Linked DNA regions of Homo sapiens: region 1 is linked to region 2. A link is a loop called in an ENCODE intact Hi-C map of the cell type or tissue named here. Cell type or tissue: B cell. All regions are shown on one strand. Each heading gives the region's core, and the rest is flanking DNA. Links, peaks and the distances in the headings are about the cores only. Region 1 overlaps AP3M1 (adaptor related protein complex 3 subunit mu 1). Region 2 overlaps ADK (adenosine kinase).

Region 1 (11,071 bases), core at 3,303-7,302, 87 kb after region 2:
ATACAAAAATTAGCTGGGCGTGGTGGCAGGCGCCTGTAAACCCAGCTACTTGGGAGGCTGAGGCAGGAGAATTGCTTGACCCTGGGAGGCAGAGGTTGCAGTGAGCCAAGATTGCACCACTGCACTCCAGCCTGGGTGACAGAGTGAGACTCCATCTCTAAAAAAACAAAAAAAGAAAAAAGAAAAAAAATCTAGTCCTTCCTTTACATTTATTTTACACATAAGGAAAGCCCAGAAGGGTTAAGTGAACTGTTCCAGGTCACACAACTTGTTAATATGTAATGATGGCTTATTGTGAATTATAGTCAATATCTTCTCTTCCATGAGTCCCCTTTTCATTATAACATTCCATCTTATAGAATAATAGATTTTTGCCAGGCACGGTGGCTCACACCTGTAATCCCAGCACTTTGGGAGGCTTAGGCAGGAAGATCACTTGAGCCCAGGAGTTCAAGACCAGCCTAGGCAACATAGCAAGACCCCATATCTATCAAAAATTTAAAAGATTAGCTAGGCATGGCTTCCTTAATCCTACCTATTCAGAAGGCTGAGGCAGGAGGATTGCTTGAGCCCAGGAGTTCAATGCTGTGGTGAACTATGTTCACACCACTGTACTCCAGCCTGGATGGCAGAGGGAGACCCTGTCTCTTAAAAAAAAAGAGATATCTTTCTATTATGGATCCTATTTCTTAAAAGTTAACTTAGTCCATTTCATAATACACTTGCCACATTTTAAAATTCTATTGAAGCCGGGCGCGGTGGCTCACACCTGTAATCCCAGCACTTTAGGAGGCTGAGGCGGGTGGATCACGAGGTTAGGAGATCCAGACCATCCTGGCTAACACAGTGAAACCCCATCTCTACTAAAAATACAAAAAATTAGCTGGGTGTGGTGGCAGGCGCCTGTAGTCCCAGCTACTCGAGAGACTGAGGCAGGAGAATGGCGTGAACCCGGGAGACAGAGCTTGCAGTGAGCCCAGATAGCGCCACTGCACTCCATCCAGCCTGGGTGACAGAGCAAGACTCCGTCTCAAAAAAAAAATTAAAAAAAAATAAAATTCTATTGAAAATGGTTTTGGTTGGTTTGTTTTATTTTGTTTTTGAGACAGAGTCTCACATTGTCGCCCAGGCTGTAGTGCAGTGTTGTGGTTTCAGCTCACTGCAACCTCCGCCTTCTACGTTCAAGCGATTCTCCTGCCTCAGCCTCCCAAGTAGCTGGGACTACACGCACACACCACCACGCCTGGCTAATTTTTTGTATTTTTAGTAGAAACGGGGTTTTGCCATGTTGCCCAGGCTGGTCCCAAACTCCTGAGCTCAGATAATCTACCCACGTCAGCCTCCCTAAGTGCTAGGATTACAGGCATGAGCCACTGCGTCCTGCCAAATGTTTTAAACTCATATCCAGTCATCTTACAGGGTTGGCTCCATAAAGGAAACAGTTTAATTTTCCTTAGAATTAGCATATTCTGGCTGGGTATGGTAGCTCACACCTGTAATCCCAGCACTTTGGGAAGCTAAGGTAGGCGGATTGCTTGAGCCCAGAAGTTTGAGACCAGCCTGGGCAACATAACAAGACCCTGTCTCTACAAAAAAAATACAAAAATTAGCCAGGCGTGGAGGTGCATGCCTGTAGTACCAGCTGCTTGGGAGGCTGAGGTGGGAGGATTGCTTGAGCCCAGGAGGTTGAGGCTGGCTATCATAGCACCACTACGCTCCAGCCTGGGTGACAGAGCAAGACCCTGTCTCAAAAAAAAAAAAATTATATTCTACAGTGGCATACCTGTAGTCTCAGTTACTCTGGGGACCAGCTGGGACTAGCTAGTCAGACTTTATCTCTTAAAAATAAAAGAATTATTATTATATTCCAGCCAGAGTTAAGTATGGACCTTGTCCCCTGACCTGTTAATAGAGATGTAAAGCTTCAGTTAATCTGACACCCAGAGGGTATCTCTATTGTTCTAGATGTAGTGATTGTTGGGCTAGGTGTCATGGCACGCACCTATATTCCCAGCTATTTGGGAGGCTAGGGCAGGAGGATTACTTGAGCCCAGGAGTGAGGCTGCAGTGAGCTATGATCATACAACTGCACTCCAACCTTGGCAACAGAGCAAGACTCTGTCTCTAAAAACAATAAATAAAAATAAAAAGATACAGTGATAGGTCTAGTGAAGACTCATATTCCATTGATGTTATCTTCCTTTTTTTTTTCTTTCTTCAGGATCTACAGTCTTTGCAGAAATTCAGGGGGTCATTGATGCTTGCATTAAACTATCTGGAATGCCTGATCTCTCCCTTTCTTTCATGGTAAGTTTTATTCTCCTGTTTTATAGCCCCTTGAATGCCTAATACATGTGAAGTACTAAATGAAATGATAAATATTGAGATAAGTTTGCATCTTAGATTGCAAAGGATTATCTCAGAAATATTCCTAGCAGAGTTTCCTAAGACAGTCGCTTACATGATGAGCGTGGTCTTTGTGGAAAGACTAAGGGAGGTCTTTGCCTGAGTGTGCTAGAAGGGGCTTAAAATTGGCTGGCTGGCTTCTGCAAATATCCAGTATCATTTTTACTGAATAATTATTTGCTTTGCTGATATGAAAGGACACTGGTCTTTTGTATCATTTTAGAGTCAGCATGATATACTGCTAGGAACAATTAAGAGAACTGACTTCTGGTGTTGTCACCAGTTTGCTCTGACCTTAAGTCCTCTGAACCTCAGTTTTTTAATCTGTTAAAGGGAAATAATACTACTTGCCTTTTCTCCTTTATAGTTATTGAAATTCAAATAAAATAATGTACATAAAATATTTACAAACTTTAAAGCATTATGAAACTATAAGGTTGTGTAGATGTGGTCATAAACTCTTCCATGACTGCTTTATCTTCAGGGAACATATTTGTCAAGGTATCTGAGTACAGTTCCCATATTCATTATAGTCTATGAACGACTGTCTTCTGTTTTTCTGGCAGAACCCTAGGCTTCTGGATGATGTCAGCTTTCACCCCTGCATCCGGTTCAAGCGTTGGGAATCTGAAAGAGTTTTGTCATTTATTCCTCCAGATGGAAATTTCCGACTCATATCATACCGTGTCAGCTCACAAAAGTATGTTGATGCATCAGCCAGAATCTGCCATCATACATATCAAGTACAACTCACCTTTCCCTGTTTCTTTCTGAAAGTTGAGTACTTGAGGTCATCACTGCTCACTTTAACCATAGCTCACCAGGAGACCCAGTGAGAACGGGTGAAAATACGCACCTAAAATAATCCGTATACTTTGAATGTATGAGTGTAGAGTGGTACTAAGTGAGACTAGAGTAAAATCTATAGCCAAGAACAAGCAAACCATACATAACCTGGGCAAAAATTGTGGTACCGGTCCTTTGCAAGGTTATGCATGGTCAAATTATGGCACTGGTTCTTTGCTCAGGTTATGCATGGTCCATTTTGCTCTGCTTCTGAAAGCTGAGTACTTTGCAAGCAGAGCAAAACGGACCATGCATAACCTGGGCAAAACCATGAACCATTGCCATAATCTTACCATAGTCTGTAGAGTTTGTGGCCAACAAGGAGACAGACCTACCTGTAGTTCGTGAGGACATTCCCCAATTTACCTGCTTCAAGTACGTCTTCTCTGCGTTGAGTTTTTAAGGAACTGTTTAGCATTGAGGGGCCGGGTGCAGTGGTTCACTCCTGTAATCCCAACACTTTGGGAGGCCAATGTGGGCAGATCACTTGGGGTCAAGAGTTCTAGACCAGTCTGGTCAACATGGTGAAACCCTGTCTCTACTAAAAACACAAAATTAGCCAGGCGTGGTAGCGTGTGCCTATATAATCTCAACTACTTAGGAGGCTGAGGCATGAGAATCACTTGAACCTGGAAGGCAGAGGTTGCAGTGACAGATCACACCACTGCACTACAGCCTGGCCAACAGGGTAAAACTCCATCTCAAAAAAAAAAAAAATTTAGCATTGGGGATCGGAGTTATAGGTAGTTTGTTTCTTGAAAATACCAAAAGTTATTTGAGTAACATCATGACAGAACTCAAAAACAGAGAAATTATTTCTCGGCTCTTTTCTTTTCCTTTTTTTTTTTTTTTTTTTTTTTTAAGCCGGAGTTTGGCTCTTGTTGCTCAGGCTGGAGTGCAATGGTGAAATCTCGGCTTACTGCAACCTCCACCTCCAGGGTTCAAGTGATTCTCCTGCCTCGGCCTCCCAAGTAGCTGGGATTACAGGCATGCACCACCACACCCGGCTAATTTTGTGTTTTTAGTAGAGGCGGGGTTATTCCATGTTGGTCAGACTGGTCTCGAACTCCAGACCTCAGGTGATCTGCCCACCTCAGCCTCCCAAAGTGCTGGGATTACAGGCGTGAGCCACCGTGCCTGGCCTGTTTCTTGGCTCTTATCACATAGGAACTGTTTTCATTTATATAAAACATATTTTACATTATTTTTCAGTGGGATCATAATTCATTTTAAACTAGGGCCATTTGCCCCAATTGTTTTTGTTTGTTTGTTTTATGTTATTTTGTTTTGTTTGTTTGTTTTGAGACGGAGTTTCACTATTGTCACCCAGGCTGGAGTGCAATGGTGTGATCTTGGCTCACTGCAACCTCTACCTCCTGGGTTCAAGCGATTCTCCTGCCTCAGCCTCCCAAGTAGCTGGGATTACAGGCACCTGCCACCGCGCCCAGCTAATTTTTGTTTTTTGTTATTTTTTTTTTTTATTAGAGAGGGGATTTCACCATGTTGGCCAGGCTGGTCTCAAACTCCTGACCTCCAGTGATCTGCCTGCCTTGGCCTCCCAAAGTGCTGGGATTACAGGTGTGAGCCACTGCACCCAGCCACCCCAATTGTTTATACTGTTATTAAACTTCAGATTTCTGTCTTGATTTGTATACAGTTCCCAGCACAGTGGTACAAGAACATTATGCTGTACTCAGCTCCCCCTTGTGTAGATACTGAATCTGCAGTTCTAGAGGTACTGCCATCTTGGTATCCTTGGAGGACTGGTTGCAAAAATCAGCAGATGCTCGAGTCCCTTACATAAAATGGTGTAGTATTTGCATATAACCTATGCACATCCTCCTGTATACTTTAAATCATCTCCAAGTTACTTGTGATAGTACACTGTAAACACTGTGTAAATAATTGTTATACCATGTTGACTTTTTATTTTTATTGTAGTTATATTGTTATTTTTTACTTTTTTTTTTTTTTTTTTTTTTTTTTTTTTTGAGATGGCGTCTCGCTCCTTTGCCCAGGCTGGAGTGCAGTGGCACGATCTCAGCTCACTGCAATCTCCGCTTCCCAGGTTCAAGCGATTCTCCTGCCTCAGGCTTCCAAATAGCTGGGACTACAGGCATGAGCCACCACACCCAGCTAATTTTTGTATTTTTAGTAGAGACGAGGTTTCACCATGTTGGCCAGGCTGGTCTTGAACTCCTCACCTCAGCCTCCCAAAGTACTGAGATTACAGGTGTGAGCCACCGCGCCCAGCCCTAGCTAATTTTTGTAGAGACGAGGTTTCATCATGTTGGCCAGGCTGGTCTCAAACTCCTGACCTCAGGTGATCCCCTCCCAACCCTGGTCTCGGCCTCCCAAAGTGCTGGGATTACAGGCATGAGCCACCACGCCTGGCCAATTTTGTGAAATAATATTTTCAATCCTCAGCTGGTCAAATTCAAGGATGCAGAACTGTGGCTACAGAGAGCCAACTCTGTAGTACCTTATTGTGGAGTTAAAGGCAGGGTAGGATACTCTGGACAGAGGTTTTCAGGATACCTCTGGAGCTCTCCCCACACCATTAATTGTGTTTGTGCTTTTGTATCTTTCTCTGTTTCTCTTTTTAGTCTAGTGGCAATACCAGTGTATGTGAAACATAGTATCAGCTTTAAGGAGAACAGTTCTTGCGGCAGATTTGATATAACAATTGGACCAAAGCAGAATATGGGGAAAACTATTGAAGGAATTACAGTGACAGTTCACATGCCAAAAGTTGTGCTGAACATGAACCTGACACCCACACAAGGCAGCTATACATTTGATCCAGTCACCAAGGTACAGCCACTTCAAATCAAGAGTGAGCAAGTGTTTCTGCAATCTATTTTGTGATTTGTGGGGAGGAATGGAGGGAAAGGTTTGGCACCTTGTTTAAAACTAAAGTTCGTATCAAAACCTAGAGAGCATACTGTGCTGTGCTTCTGCCACTGGCTGCAGAAGGAATCCTGCAGCTGCTACTGAGTAGATGAACAGAAAAATGTGTCATTCTGTCCTTTTTCAGAGTGTGCCTTCACTCATCCATTATTAATCCAGAGCCTGACTCTGCTATCTAATAAGAAAGAAGTAAAAGCTTTTTTAAAAAGAGAAAACATTATGTAGATTGAAGAAGATATTATGATGGTCTATGAATTACTAAGTTTTCTATATAAATTGATCACTAAGACCTTTTTCTTCCTTTATAATTTAAAAGCATTATTTCATACTCTTTCACAGGGCTAGGAAAGTTGCTTCCTCACTCTACTTAAATTTTTGTGTAACAGAGGGTTTTCAGAGAAACTGTAGCAGATGATTTTCTCTCAGCTTCCTGATTAGCTGGTAAATATGATTGTTTTCAATAGCAGAGTCATTGAGCTACCTGATAAATGAAAAGACATGTTTTTTGAATAACATCATAGAATGTTAAAGATTATTTAATACAGTTGTAAGGATTCAAAGAACCTCCTCCTGGAGACCACACAGGGCTGAGAAAGGGAGCTTCAGATTCCTGGCCCTTTACCACAGCTTCAACTATGACAGCTTTGCTTTCTTTCTCATCTGCTGTTGAGCCTTCACACCGAAGATTTCATTTGAACAATGGGTTTCACAGCTAAAAGTTTTAAAAACACCATCTTAAGTCAATCTAATTATTTTACAGAAAAATAAACAGAGGCTGGGCGCAGTGGCTTACGCCTGTAATCCCAGCACTTTGGGAGGCCGAGGTGGGTGGATCACCTGAGGTCAGGAGTTCGAGACCAGCCTGACCAACATGGAGAAACCCCATCTCTACTAAAACTACAAAATTAGCTGGGCATGGTGGCGCATGCCTGTATCCCAGCTGCTTGGGAGGCTGAGGCAGGAGCATCGCTTGAACCTGGGAGGCAGAGTTTGTGGTGAGCCAAGATTGCACCATTGCACTCCATCCTAGGCAACAAGAGTGAAACTCTGTCTCAAAAAAAAAAGAAAAAGAAACAGGCCCAGAGAAAAGTGAAGATGGTTATGATGGAGAACATTTGAAATCAGAGGGCCTTAGGTTCAAATCCCAGCCTTACCTCTGACTAACTATGTGACCTTGAGCGAGTCATTTGATCTCTGAGCCTTAATGTCCTCTGAGCTTTAATTTCCTCATTTGTAAATAGAAGACAAAAGCTACTTCACAGCCCTCAATGAGACAACATATGAATAATGCTAAGCACGGTGCTAATACAAAAGAAAATGCTCAACAAATGTAGATTCTCTGCTCTCACTCCCCATTCAAAGTCACAGAATTAATCAGAGGTAAACTCACTGTAGATGCCAGATCTCTTGTTTTCAAGAGACTGCACTTCAGTTTGTACAGAAGTTTATGATATCTTTGAACTTTGTTTTTGAGGGTTTGTCTTTAATAAATGGTTCTATTTGTTTTTCATTTTTTGTCTTTTTAAGGTACTAACATGGGATGTGGGAAAAATTACTCCACAAAAGCTCCCAAGTCTTAAAGGACTGGTAAATTTACAGTCTGGAGCCCCCAAACCAGAAGAGAATCCGAGCCTCAACATACAGTTTAAGATCCAGCAGCTTGCTATTTCAGGTAAGGATAAGGTTGACTTGTAGTTAAGGGTAATTGAGTTTTGCAAGCTCATTTATTAGGCATTTAGAAGAGTAACAAAAGTTTCCTTCTCTAGAAAGAGCAGTAGCCCATTTGCCTTTTATACTGTGCTTGGTGGGGCAGTCTCACAGGCACCGACCAAATGATTTTTCAGAGCACCTTATTTCAAACAGCTTCCCCTCACCTCCGCCCTCATTTAAGCACCAAAAAGAGAGTTATTCATATTCACAGAAAGTAGAATTATACTTCACAGACATTCCCTGCCTGTGTGGGAATCTTAACCAAAACCATACCATCAAAGTGCAATAATTTGTAAATGATAGAAGAGACATTTCTTCCAAATGGTGGAAGGGACACTGGTTAATGTCAGATTTACCATATAGCGCTCATTGCTAACATTATATTGGTTGGGATGATGATAATTTATTCTTTTTCATTCTTTTTGATACAGGCTTAAAAGTAAACCGTTTGGACATGTATGGGGAGAAATATAAGCCATTTAAAGGAGTCAAATACGTCACGAAAGCTGGAAAGTTCCAAGTGAGGACATGAGAAGAGGCCAAAATTCCTCAGGACCAGTTTGTTTTCCAAGTGTCATTACGATGTATCACTATTAGGTACCAAGTGAGTGGGAATACATATTCTAGTTAAAGCATTTGTGTCTAGCTACACACCGCTAACAAAGTTACTTAGTTATCAATGTAGGATTCTTAAGGAGCTTTAAGCTAAGGAAACCTTTTAGTGACTTAGCTTATTTTGTATCTTTTCACTTAGGAAGATTTTGGAGGTGATTTTTTTCCATAGGAGGATACCATCTGGCGGCTGCACATTGTAACAGTAAAGGCAGAAAGCTGTAGTGATAACCTCTCTCCTAAAAGAGTTAACTGGTCTCATCCAGCAGAAGCTATCTTAAATCTGTGATGTGTCAGGTGCAGCCAAATATCACACCTTCTGATCTTAGCCATCCCAAACCAGTATCTGTCCCGAGAGGAAATTCCCCCCACCCCCAGAAGTTTACAGAAAACTGCCTCTTCAAGTGTTTGCCTTATTCAGCTTTTCACTTGTGCCATTAAGCAAGCACTGTAGCAAAAGCCACTTCCACATGGCCCTGGCAGGGAGCACTGCTGCTCCATGCTCCATTCTCACTGTACTTGGTATTGTATTTTTTATAAATAAGATTTTTATGTAAAGCTTAGAATTTGATTTACAGGGACCTTGCTGCAGTAAATACCATCTCAATTTTGTGCCACTGGTTCAGCTGTTAGCACAGTAAAAAAATCATTTGTATCAAAGGGGCAAATGCTTTATTAAGGTAGTAAAAGGGAACATTACTTCTGCTTTTAGGAAGTTACTGCAAGCACAAGCATTTGTGCTTTTAAGCAAATTAAAGTAGTAAAAGAAAAACTTAAGTGAAACCTTTGCCATCTTCATGTTTTATAATATAAAGCTTACCCAACACCAGTTAAGCCATGGTTAACCTAAATGCCTCATGCCCCAGTTCAGCAAAAGGAGGAAAATGTGCCTGCCTCACAGTCATCAGTCTTTTTAAATCTTTTTTGTTGTTGTTCTTAAGGGTTTGAATTTGTCTGCATTCCTTGTCTTTAGGGGAAATTCCCTTTTCATATTGTGTGCTTCCCAAAGCTATAGTCATAGATTTCTTCCAGAAACTATTGTCATAATTGTCACTGGAGTGCTTAAATATACGTACTATACTGACAAAATACATGGAAGTGAGTTATAATGAGGCAGAAACAAAATCCTCGGTAACATTGATGATACTCTACCGATCACCGTGGTTTTGGAAAGTCAGTCAACAGTTGTATTATTGCACTCAATTTCATTGTGACATTTTATTTAACTTCTTCATCTTGGTGGTCCTTGCCCAGTTATTTTGCCTCATTAGACATCAAGAAATGGAGAAAGACTGAAAGTTAATATCTTAAGTGCTTGTTCTTCATGTTTCCTTCTTGTTATTTATGCTATTCTCTTTGTGGCTCCATTCTTCTTTCAATCTTCTCAGCTTATAACCGTCTTTCCCTTATGCTAAGGATAGCCCTTACACTCATCCCATCTATGCTGTCAAGGGCTGCTGGTTGGTGCTGGTACAAGGAGCCCACTCAGCAGTTTTCTTACCTTTGCCTGCCCTGCCTTTCATGGAATAAGAAAGGCAACGTTTTGCAGCTTCCAAATTTCTGAAGAAACTAATCTCAGATTGGCAGTTAAAGTCAAAATGTTGCCAAATATTTATTCCTTTTGCCTAAGTTTGGCTACCCGGTTCAATTGCTTTTTATTTTTAATGTCTTGACTCTTCAGAGTTCGTACCTCAAAAGAACAATGAGAACATTTGCTTTGCTTTCTGCTGAATCCCTAATCTCAACAATCTATACCTGGACTGTCCAGTTCTCCTCCTGTGCTATCTTCTCTTCTATCCAAGTAGAATGTACGCCAGGAGCTCCTTCCCTCTAGCAATTTCTACTAAAATGTCCAAGTAGAATGTTTCCTTTTACAATCAAATTACTGTATTTATTAATTTGCTAGAATCCAGTAAATCATTTTGGTAGCTCTGGCTGTGCTATCAATAAAAAGATGAAAGCAACAAGTTGATTTTTTTTAGGTCTACTATTGATTGAACATTCTCCAATGGGCAAGGCTCATTGTCAAAGCAGGGTGAACATGATCAGATTTTCTTCTGCATCATCACACAAGCTGCGAGTGTTGCTGCAAAGCACTTCTCAGTACTCCTTCCCTAACCTCAGTATGTTAATAGCCATTCATACTTGGCTTAAGCATCACCATTCTGGCCACAGTCTGAGAGATTAGTGATCAAAGCTCCCTTCCCTATCACTACCACCACCTACTGATAACAAAGATTTCTGAATACTTAGTAGTAGTAAAATATTTTTCAAGCACAGAGTTACAGCTAATCCTGGATCACTTGTTCTAAATTCATAAGGGAGTATATCAAGAGCAAATGAAGTAAATGATTCTTTCCTGCGTGTGGGAGTCACCATCATTTTATTCAAAGGGAGTTCCTGTGATAGGTTCATTCCTTAAGTGGTGCTACAGAAGGACCCTAGGAAAATGCTGATCTTGTCCTGAGAGGCAACTGATTTGAGAAAATGATTATACTACAGCAGGAAGGCAGCACCAGTGAACATATGGTAAATGGCAAAAACAAGACAGTTTTAGAAACTGCTAATTCAGTAGCAGCCTTGGCCT
Region 2 (11,071 bases), core at 4,633-8,632:
GTTGGTAAGCTATTGATTATTGCCACAATTTCAGAGCCTGTTATTGGTCTGTTCAGAGATTCAACTTCTTCCTGGTTTAGTCTTGGGAGGGTGTATGTATCAAGGAATTTATCCATTTCTTCTAGATTTTCTACTTTATTTGCGTAGAGGTATTTGTAGTATTCTCTGATGGTAGTTTGTATTTCTGTGGGATCAGTGGTGATATCCCCTTTATCATTTTTTATTGCGTCTATTTGATTCTTCTTTCTTTTTTTCTTTATTAGTCTTGCTAGTGGTCTATCAATTTTGTTGATCCTTTCAAAAAACCAGCTCCTGGATTCATTAATTTTTTGAACGGTTTTTTGTGTCTCTATTTCCTTCAGTTCTGCTCTGATTTTAGTTATTTCTTGCCTTCTGCTAGCTTTTGAATGTGTTTGCTCTTGCTTTTCTAGTTCTTTTAATTGTGATGTTAGGGTGTAAATTTTGGATCTTTCCTGCTTTCTCTTGTGGGCATTTAGTGCTATAAATTTCCCTCTACACACTATTTTGAATGTGTCCCAGAGATTCTGGTATGTTGTGTCTTTGTTCTCGTTGGTTTCAAAGAACATCTTTATTTCTGCCTTCATTTCGTTATGTACCCAGTAGTCATTCAGGAGCAGGTTGTTCAGTTTCCATGTAGTTGAGCGGTTTTGAGTGAGTTTCTTAATCCTGAGTTCTAGTTTGATTGCACTGTGGTCTGAGAGACAGTTTGTTATAATTTCTGTTCTTTTACATTTGCTGAGGAGAGCTTTACTTCCAACTATGTGTTCAATTTTGGAATAGGTGTGGTGTGGTGCTGAAAAAAATGTATATTCTATTGATTTGCGGTGGAGAGTTCTGTAGATGTCTATTAGGTCTGCTTGGTGCAGAGCTGAGTTCAATTCCTGGGTATCCTTGTTGACTTTCTGTCTCATTGATCTGTCTAATGTTGATAGTGGGGTGTTAAAGTCTCCCATTATTAATGTGTGGGAGTCTAAGTCTCTTTGTAGGTCACTCAGGACTTGCTTTATGAATCTGGGTGCTTCTGTATTGGGTGCATATATATTTAGGATAGTTAGCTCTTCTTGTTGAATTGATCCCTTTACCATTATGTAATGGCCTTCTTTGTCTCTTTTGATCTTTGTTGGTTTAAAGTCTGTTTTATCAGAGACTAGGATTGCAAGCCCTGCCTTTTTTTGTTTTCCATTCGCTTGGTAGATCTTCCTCCATCCTTTTATTTTGAGCCTATGTGTGTCTCTGCATGTGAGATGAGTTTCCTGAATACAACACACTGATGGGTCTTGACTCTTTATCCAATTTGCCAGTCTGTGTCTTTTAATTGGAGCATTTAGTCCATTTACATTTAAAGTTAATATTGTTATGTGTGAATTTGAACCTGTCATTATGATGTTAGCTGGTTATTTTGCTCGTTAGTTGATGCAGTTTCTTCCTAGTCTTGATGGTCTTTACATTTTGGCATGATTTTGCAGCAGCTGGTACCGGTTGTTCCTTTCCTTGTTTAGTGCTTCCTTCAGGAGCTCTTTTAGGGCAGGCCTGGTGGTGACAAAATCTCTTAGCATTTGCTTGTCTGTAAAGTATTTTATTTCTCCTTCACTTATGAAGCTTAGTTCGGCTGGATATGAAATTCTGTGTTGAAAATTCTTTTCTTTAAGAATGTTGAATATTGGCCCCCACTCTCTTCTGGCTTGTAGAGTTTTTGCCGAGAGATCCGCTGTTAGTCTGATGGGCTTCCCTTTGTGGGTAACCCGACCTTTCTCTCTGGCTGCCCTTAACATTTTTTCCTTCATTTCAACTTTGGTGAATCTGACAATTATGTGTCTTGGTGTTGGTCTTCTCAAGGAGTATCTTTGTGGCGTTCTCTGTATTTCCTGAATCTGAATGTTGGCTGCCTTGCTAGATTGCAGAAGTTCTCCTGGATAATATCCTGCAGAGTGTTTTCCAACTTGGTTCCATTCTCCCCGTCACTTTCAGGTACACCAATCAGACGTAGATTTGGTCTTTTCACATAGTCCCATATTTCTTGGAAGCTTTGATTGTTTCTTTTTATTCTTTTTTCTCTAAACTTCCCTTCTCGCTTCATTTCACTCATTTCATCTTCCATTGCTGATACCCTTTCTTCCAGTTGATCACATCGGCTCCTGAGGCTTCTGCATTCTTCACGTAGTTCTCGGGCCTTGGCTTTCAGCTCCATCAGCTCCTTTAAGCACTTCTCTGTATTGGTTATTCTAGTTATACATTCGTTTAAATTTTTTTCAAAGTTTTTAACTTCTTTGCCTTTGGTTTGAATTTCCTCCCGTAGCTCGTAGTTTGATCGTCTGAAGCCTTCTTCTTTCAACTCGTCAAAGTCATTCTCCGTCCAGCTTTGTTCCATTGCTGGTGAGGAACTGCGATCCTTTGGAGGAGGAGAGGTGCTCTGCTTTTTAGAGTTTCCAGTTTTTCTGCTCTGTTTTTTCCCCATCTTTGTGGTTTTATCTACTTTTGGTCTTTGATGATGGTGATGTACAGATGGGTTTTTGGTGTGGATGTCCTTTCTGTTTGTTAGTTTTCCTTCTAACAGACAGGACCCTCAGCTGCAGGTCTGTTGGAGTTTGCTAGAGGTCCACTCCAGACCCTGTTTGCCTGGGTATCAGCAGCGGTGGCTGCAGAACAGTGGTTTTTCGTGAACCGCGAATGCTGCTGTCTGATCGTTCCTCTGGAAGTTTTGTCTCAGAGGAGTACCCGGCCATGTGAGTTGTCAGTCTGCTCCTACTGGGGGGTGCCTCCCAGTTAGGCTGCTCAGGGGTCAGGGGTCAGGGACCCACTTGAGGAGGCAGTCTGCCCGTTCTCAGATCTCCAGCTGCGTGCTGGGAGAACCACTGCTCTCTTCAAAGCTGTCAGACAGGGACATATAAGTCTGCAGAGGTTACTGCTGTCTTTTTGTTTGTCTGTGCCCTGCCCCCAGAGGTGCAACCTACAGAGGCAGGAAGGCCTCCTTGAGCTGTGGTGGGCTCCACCCAGTTGGAGCTTCCCGGCTGCTTTGTTTAGCTAAGCAAGCCTGGGCAATGGCGGGCGCCCCTCTCCCAGCCTCGCTGCCGCCTTGCAGTTTGATCTGAGACTGCTGTGCTAGCAATCAGCAAGACTCCGTGGGCGTAGGACCCTCCGAGCCAGGTGCAGGATATAATCTCCTGGTGTGCCGTTTTTTAAGCCCGTCGGAAAAGTGCAGTATTCGGGTGGGAATGACCCGATTTTCCAGGTGCCATCTGTCACCCCTTTCTTTGACTAGGAAAGGGAACTCCCTGACCCCTTGTGCTTCCCGAGTGAGGCAATGCCTCGCCCTGCTTCGGCTCATGCACGGTGCGCTGCACGCACTGACCTGCGCCCACTGTCTGGCACTCTCTAGTGAGATGAACCCAGTACCTCAGATGGAAATGCAGAAATCACCCGTCTTCTGCATCGCTCACGCTGGGAGCTGTAGACCGGAGCTGTTCCTATTCGGCCATCTGGGCTCCTCTCACTTTTTATTAATATAAAAAGGATGACATACTCCTCACCTATTGTGAATGAAACTATACACTATTCTATTGCCTGAGTATAAAAACCTTTTAAGTGTTAAACAAGGAATGATTCATATTTTGTCTGTGAAACTTTTTTTTTTTTATTTTTTTTTTTGAGACAGAGTTTCACTCTGTCACCCAGGCTGAAGTACAGTGGCATGATTGTGGCTCACCGCAACCTCTGCCTGCTGGGTTCAAGCAATTCTCGTGCCTCAGTCCCCAAAATAGCTGGGACTACAGGCATGCACCCCCACGCCCGGCTAATTTTCGTATTTTAAGTAGAAACGAAGTTTCACCACGTTGGCCAGGCTGGTCACCAACTCCTCACCTCAAGTGATCCGCCCACCTTGTCCTCCCAAAGTACTAGGATTACAGGTGCGAGCCACTGCACCTGGCCTATTTTCTTCTGTTTAATAATGTACCAACATTTTGAAGGCAGAGAAGCAACATTTTGAAGGCAGAGAAGGAGAAAAAAAATTTTTTTAATAAATAAAAAATAATTTAGCAACATTTTAATACATTTGTTATTTTACCGTGTGCTAATTACAATTTAATGACTAAGAGATATTTTAAAATTTACACATTTTGGCTGGCTGCAAAGACATATAATAGGGTAATCAATATGCATGAAAGACTGTAATGCATAAAAATATACTACCTTCATAATGTATGCATGTTACAGGCAAAATATAACTTATGCATAAAATACATCATATAAGAATAGAATCTGGTGTGAAAAGTATAACAGAAATGCAAATTCAAGACAGAAAGGACTATAAAATTTTTAAACATCAAAAAAGGAAGCTGTTTATGTATTTTTATAAATGAATAAAAGGGGTATCAAATCACAGTGGTATTTAGAGTCCACTAAAAAGAGTGATTTAGGCCAGGCGCGGTGGCTCACGCCTGTAATCCCAGCACTTTGGGAGGCCGAGACGGGCGGATCACAAGGTCAGGAGATCGAGACCATCCTGGTTAACATGGTGAAACCCCGTCTCTACTAAAAAAAATACAAAAAAATTAGCCAGGCATTGTAGTCCCAGCTGCTTGGGAGGCTGAGGCAGGAGAATGGGGTGAACCCAGGAGGCAGAGCTTGCAGTGAGCCGAGATCGAGCCACTGCACTCTAGCCTGGGTGACAGAGCAAGACTCTGTCTTAAAAAAAAAAAAAAAAAAGAGTGATTTATCAGTATTATATAAAGTTATTAAAAATCATTAGCTGGGCGCAGTGGCTCATGCTTATAATCCCAGCACTTTGGGAGGCCAAGGCAGGCAGATCACTTGAGGTCAGGAGTTTGAGACCAGCCTGGCCAACACAGCGAAACCCCATCAGCAAAACCCCATCTCTACTAAAAATACAAAAATTAGCCAGGCGTGGTGGCAGGCGCCTGTGGTCCCAGCTACTGGGGAGGCTGAGGCAGGAGAATCACTTGAACCTGGGAGATGGAGGTTGTAAGTGAGCCAAGATTGTGCCACTGCACTCCAACCTAGGCGACAGAGCCTACTTTCAACTTAGTAGAAAGCTATAACCCAACTTCCCACCATGGCTTTCATAGAATGATGCAAAGCACAGCCTATATTTTGGATGTTTTGTTTTCTAATGGCATAGATAGGTATTCTTTTATAATCAATTCTTACCATGAACATAGTTCCTAAAAATCAGAGACAACAAAATGGTACAGTGGTAGTCCTCAACATTTTTTTCTGCCCTAAATTACTGGAGAAAAATGACATACACTCCAAAGAATAGAAGACGGGGAAGCAAGAGGGAGCACAGGGAAGGGGCCTCTTTATTCTGCCTCTAGCCCCTACAAAGAGAACAACTGAGTGAAAAAAATCACTAGATACAAATCAAAAAACCTGCAATATCATCCTGATTCTGACATTAACTTGTTTTCTGAACTGGGCAAGCCACTTAATTTCTCTAATGAGGATAAACCTGCCTATGTCACAGGGTTGCTATCCAGATCAAATAACATTACACAAAAAGTGTCCAGCGCATTATTTAACAATTATGATAAATACTCATCCCTGCCCCCTCTTCCTGGAATCTTCTACCCCTATAAAATGAAGAATTCAATTAGCTCAAAAAGGGAGGAAAGGGCACTTTTAAATGTTCATAACTTTTATAAGAGCCTTTTAATGAGACTGAAACAAACACTTTTTATTCAAATGTGCTCCTCCTCTGAAGATCAGCATAGCACAGAGCTTAGTGCCTTGAAAGGCGCAGGAACAGACTGTGAAGTTCTGAAATAGGACAGTCATAAGAGAGGTGCCATGCCTAATGTTGCACAGTTAATGTCAAGTTAAGACTTGGTACATAGCAGATGACAATAAAATATTCTATAAATACTTGGAACTAAAATTGCCTTCCAAGAATTAAATCAGTAAAATTTCTATAAATCTACAAATATTGCCACATAGTCCAAAGAATCCCAACAGTATCAAGTAAAGTTTTACAGAATTGGCAAAACCAATCAGGTAGACAGTGTGGATATGGCAAGATTTTAAACAACATATTTAATTGGCTCTTCCAATTTAAAAAAAAGTTGATTAAAATATATTACAAAGGAAGAAAATGGGGGGGCAAAACCATTAATCACTACAACAATGTTTGAGACTAAAGCTGGACTGAAATTTAAGAAGCTTATAAAGAAATAGATTAAGAGTAAATCACAGGGTTAGAATAAAAAAGCAAAAAGTTACAAGGTTTATGAAAATAATATTTTTAAATCTCATTAGCAAAGTAAACGAGGATTAAAACTCAATTAGAGAAAGCTGAAAGAATTAAACTAGATTTAAACCTAAATACCTAAAATAGAACTATACTCTTTGTATTCTTAATTTTTCTTATGCTTTTTATTTTAAAAATTTTACTGATAATTGTTCAAAATGACTAGCCACATATTTTATTAAAGGACATTTTAAAATTTGGAATTGGAAGATATTGATATCACTGCTTAGCTCTTGGGTCACATCAGCAAAACCGGCCCATGTTATATCAACCTCCCATTTATTTGCTAATACATTTTATTTCTGGCTTCTGTCTCCATATTTGCACTGTGATTTGCCTGGCAGAGGGCGCCACTGACATCCCATTCAAATACAGGGGACCCTTTTAGGCATTACTTTACTAGATATCTCTGTTGCATCAGGTATTATTGACTATTCTTATATAAACTCATCATACTTCATCAGAGCTTGTCTTAGTTCTGCTTTTTCTTAATCTCATTCTATACTCATTCTTTATCTATCCATCTATTAAATGTTCTAGCTTCCAGCCCACTCCTTTTACTTTTTACTCTTTCTTTTTTTTTAGAAAGTTTCATCTACTGGTTGCTTTAAATACCAGCCACATAATAATAAAAATAGTGCTAGTAATAGCTACCATTTATTGAATAATATTGCGTCAAACTATGTAAAATTAAATACAATTAAAGAGTCCAGGCAAGGCACTGTAGCTCACATGTGTAATCCCAGCACTTTGAGAGAATGAGGTCAGAGGATTCCAAGACCAGCCTGGGCAACATAGTGAGACCCATCTCTAAAAAACAAATTTTTTTTTAATTAGCTGGGCATGGTAGGGCACATGCCTGTAGTCCCAGCTACTCGGGAGGCTGAGGTAAGAGAATCGCTTAAGCCTGGGAGGCTACAGGGAGGCATGACAGCACCACTCACTGCACTCCAGACTGGGCAACACAGCAAGACCCTGTCTCCAGAAACAAAAGGAGTCCAGCCATGACTCTTCTACCCACCAAAAACATAAATCCAACTGTCTCCTGAATATGCCTGCCTGGATATCATAGTCATCTCAAGCTTGAACAAAACTCAATTCAATCTTTCAAGCCCCTCTTCCATATCCTCCTCCTATACTCCCTAACTCATTTGTAAATACCACCATCAGTCACCAAAACCAAAAATTCAAATGTTATCTCTAACTCCTTTTACCCTCTTCATTAAATCAATCAAGTCTTACCTTGATAACACGAAAAGTATTACTGCACTCTCTTCCCAACCATTCTATCATAACTAAAGTGATCAAGTCATCATCTCGCAACAGGTTTATCACTATAGCCTCCTCAAATCTATTGATCCACTACAGACAAAGCAATTCACATAATCCTAAAATATGAATCCAACCATGTCATCTGCCTGCTTAAATCTCTCAAGTGCTCTCCATTGCCAATAATAGAGGCACGAGAGATTTCAAGCTCAGTAGCCAGTAATATTAGCTAACATATGCCAAACATTCAAATAATCTCATTCAATCCTCACAAGAACCCTAATAACCTTATTTTACTCACAAGGAAACTGAGCTTCCATAGATAACCAAGGTCACACAGCTCCAGAGCACACTCTTAACCTCTATTCTATAATGCCACTGTGAAGAAGTAAGTGATTTCTTTCCACATCTGTCTCCTCAATTAGATTACAAGCTGCTTAAAGGCAAAACAGTTATTTAATATTGTATTCCCAGTATTTGGCAAAAGAGTAACCATAAAACATATGCTCCAAAAAGTGTGTGTTGAGCTGTGAAATGAACTGTTAAAAAAGAATCTATGTTTACTTATCCTTAGAAGTACCATTTCCTTCAATATTCAAAGTTAAGTTTGAACATCAAAGAACCCAAAGAACAGCATCTATTTGGGCAAAATGAAGGAAAGTAGTCTGTGTTCATTTAGTATCCATAATTTAGGTTGTTTTTTGAGGAAGCCCCAGAGCAACTCAGGACCAATCACTCAATATGTGAAATGACATAAAGATTCAAATAGCAGTTTATTTCAAATTCTAAGAATTTAGAATTTTGAAGGAGAGAAGCAGAATAACCAAAGACTATCTGTTAATGTAGGTCACAAGGTAGTCAAATAAGAGAAAATATTCAAACTTAAGAAGCATTTCCAAACACCACCAATAATCTAGAATATGTTGTAGAAAAATATATCATATACACAATAGATACAACTTTTTTTGAAGATACCTTTAAAAAATATAAACATATAAAAAGAAATGTAAAATTTTACAATAAACCTAAGCTGTACTGGTTAATATCATATATGCTAATTATATCTATTAAAATTTAATTAACATGAAATAAAATGTTGAAATTCATCAGTTGCACTAGCCACACTTCAAATGATCAAAGCCAAATGTGACTAGTGGTTACCATGTTGGATAGCACAGATACACAACATTTCCATAATCATGAAACATTCTAGTGGACAGCACACACTGCTGCAAAGATACTGACCCCAGATTTCATTTGTACTTTATTGACTTCTACATGGTCTGAATTTTTTTCTAAAAAGCATTTACTTTTAGAATTTTTGAATCTAACAGATTTAGCAAATGATCACTACCATAAGATGTATACGTTTTTTAAAAAAATCAGCCTAACCATTTTGTAACCCATATTAAATGTATTTAAATTTTACATGTTATTAAAAGATAATAGAAGAATACCTAAAATACAGAAAGAAATATTTGTAAGGATAAGAAAATTTGTTGGTAAAGATCTCTTTTTTCCAAATTAATCCATAAATACTAAACAAAATCCCAGACAGAATATTCAGGTCAATTAAAGACCTAAATATACAAAACATAATGTTGAAAGCTGTAGAAAAAAATATGGCAATAGCTTTATAAAGAATTAATTAAAAGACCGGGCACGGTAGCTCACACCTGTAATCCCAGCACTTTGGGAGGCTGAGGTGGGTGGATCACTTGAGGTCAGGAGTTAAAGACCAGCCTGGTCAACATGGTGAAACCCCGTCTGTATTAAAAATACAAAAATTAGCCAGGCATGGTGGCACATGCCTGTAATCTCAGCTACTCAGGAGACTGAGGCATAAGAATAGCTTGAACCCGGGAGGCAGAGGTTGCAGTGAGCTGAGATCATGCCACTGCACTCCAGCCTGAGCGACAGTGAAACTTCATCTCAAAGAAAAAAAAAATTAACTACAAAAGTGTCAGAGCAGTTTACAATTCATTTTAAAGCAAAACAATTAAATGTCTAGCTTTTAACCTAACACATGCAGTCTCACTTGACACTAAATATTTTTTTCACTTTCAAAGCTAACATACACCCATTTGTAGAAGAAATAAATTTTTATTTATAGAAATAATTCAGTTGTAAATTATTGGCACTGAATAATCAGCACTAAAATTTATGGCCAATTACTTTGAGCATTTTCCTTTTTTTAATTTTTAGAGACAGGGTCTCACTATATTGCCTAGGATGGAGTGCAGTGGCTATTCACAGGCATAATCATGATGCACTACAGCTAAAGCCTCCCAAGTAGCTGGCACTACAGGCAAGCACCACCACAGCCAGCTACTTCGGGCATTTTAGGTTTGAACATTAAGTAACATCTTTCATGCATACTCAGATTAATAAAAACTCATGTAAGGTTTGTATGTTTATTAAAGGTTTAGATCTGTAAGAAAAACACGTCTCCTCAACTACTCCTGTCATAAAACTGAGTATTTTCTATTTTTTTTTTTTTTTTTTTTTCCTGAGATGGAGTCTCACTCTGTCGCCCAGGCTGGAGTGCAGTGGCGCAATCTCGGTTCACTGCAACCTCCGCTCCTGGGTTCAAGCGATTCTCCTGCCTCAGCCTCCTGAGTAGCTGGGACTGCAGGCGTGTGCCACCACACCCAGCTAATTTTTTATTTTCAATAGAGATGGGGTTTCACCTTGTTAGCCAGGCTGGTCTCTAACTCCTGACCTCAGGTGATCCGTTCACCTCGGCCTCCCAAAGTGCTGGGATTACAGGTGTGAGCCACCGCGCCCAGCCAAAACTGAGTATTTTCATTTCTACTGATGGTTTTCCTTTCTCAATTACCATTTCATTCATTCTCTCATTCCTCTTACTTTCATATTTATCTAGTGTCAGGAAAAACCAAGGCAAACCTACCTTACACATTCCTTCCCTGCCTTTTTCATCCCTATTAATACATACCTCCATAATTACAGACCAGGGCTCAACTGGAGGTATTCATATGTTCCACATTTCCTATCCCCTCATGCCCACTGTGTCCCTACAGTTTACTAGAAAAGATTCTTTTCAATAATGTACTTTCTGCCACAGGTGTTCCTAATAACTTTCAATTCTTTTTTTGGTGGGAGGGACAGGAGTTTGAGGCTGCAGTGAGTGACTAGGCTATGATTGTGCTACTGCACTCCAGTCTGGGAAACAGAAAAACTTGTCTCTAAAAAAAAAAAAATCAGAATCAGAAAAATATTTTATCAAATGAATTTTGACAATTAGAACTCACTTTCACAGTGTAAGATACTAATCAGTATATATCTCATTCATTTGGTATATGTCTTGGTCCCCTTGTGCTGCTATAACAAAAATACCACAGACCAGGCTATTTATTTATTTACTTACTTATGTTTTGTTGTTGTTTTATTTTTCTTATTTTGTTTGGGGTAATTTGTAAACAATAGAAATATATTTCTCACATTCCTGGAGGCTGGGAAATCCACGGTTAAGGCACCAGCAAGATTGGTGTCTGGCGA

Evidence for each region. Hi-C counts contacts between places; a loop is a spot of excess contacts. Peaks named below come from ENCODE experiments on the same cell type or tissue, not always from the same donor. Only the 100,000 strongest peaks of a DNase experiment are listed, where the experiment ranks them.
Region 1: a loop joins it to region 2, with 10 times the contacts of the local background. A loop is called at or near these places in 3 of 110 quality-filtered maps.

What each region holds. Positions count from the first base shown.
Region 1 is chr10:74,121,143-74,132,213 of GRCh38, reverse strand. It overlaps AP3M1 (adaptor related protein complex 3 subunit mu 1), which reads left to right. Exons shown (of 9, transcript NM_012095.6): 5 at 2,222-2,307; 6 at 2,973-3,106; 7 at 5,859-6,066; 8 at 7,690-7,834; 9 at 8,304-11,071. The coding sequence ends at 8,404. It also overlaps a transcript of VCL not described here. Among named protein-coding and RNA genes, the nearest start is that of AP3M1, 24 kb to the left of the region's middle. In B cell, for the core only: a CTCF peak has its summit at 4,953 (motif pointing left); a DNase peak (open chromatin) is centred at 4,973.
Region 2 is chr10:74,209,320-74,220,390 of GRCh38, reverse strand. All of the region lies in intron 2 of ADK (adenosine kinase), which reads right to left. Among named protein-coding and RNA genes, the nearest start is that of ADK, 64 kb to the right of the region's middle. In B cell, for the core only: a CTCF peak has its summit at 6,619; a DNase peak (open chromatin) is centred at 6,640; H3K27ac peaks cover 2,692 bases.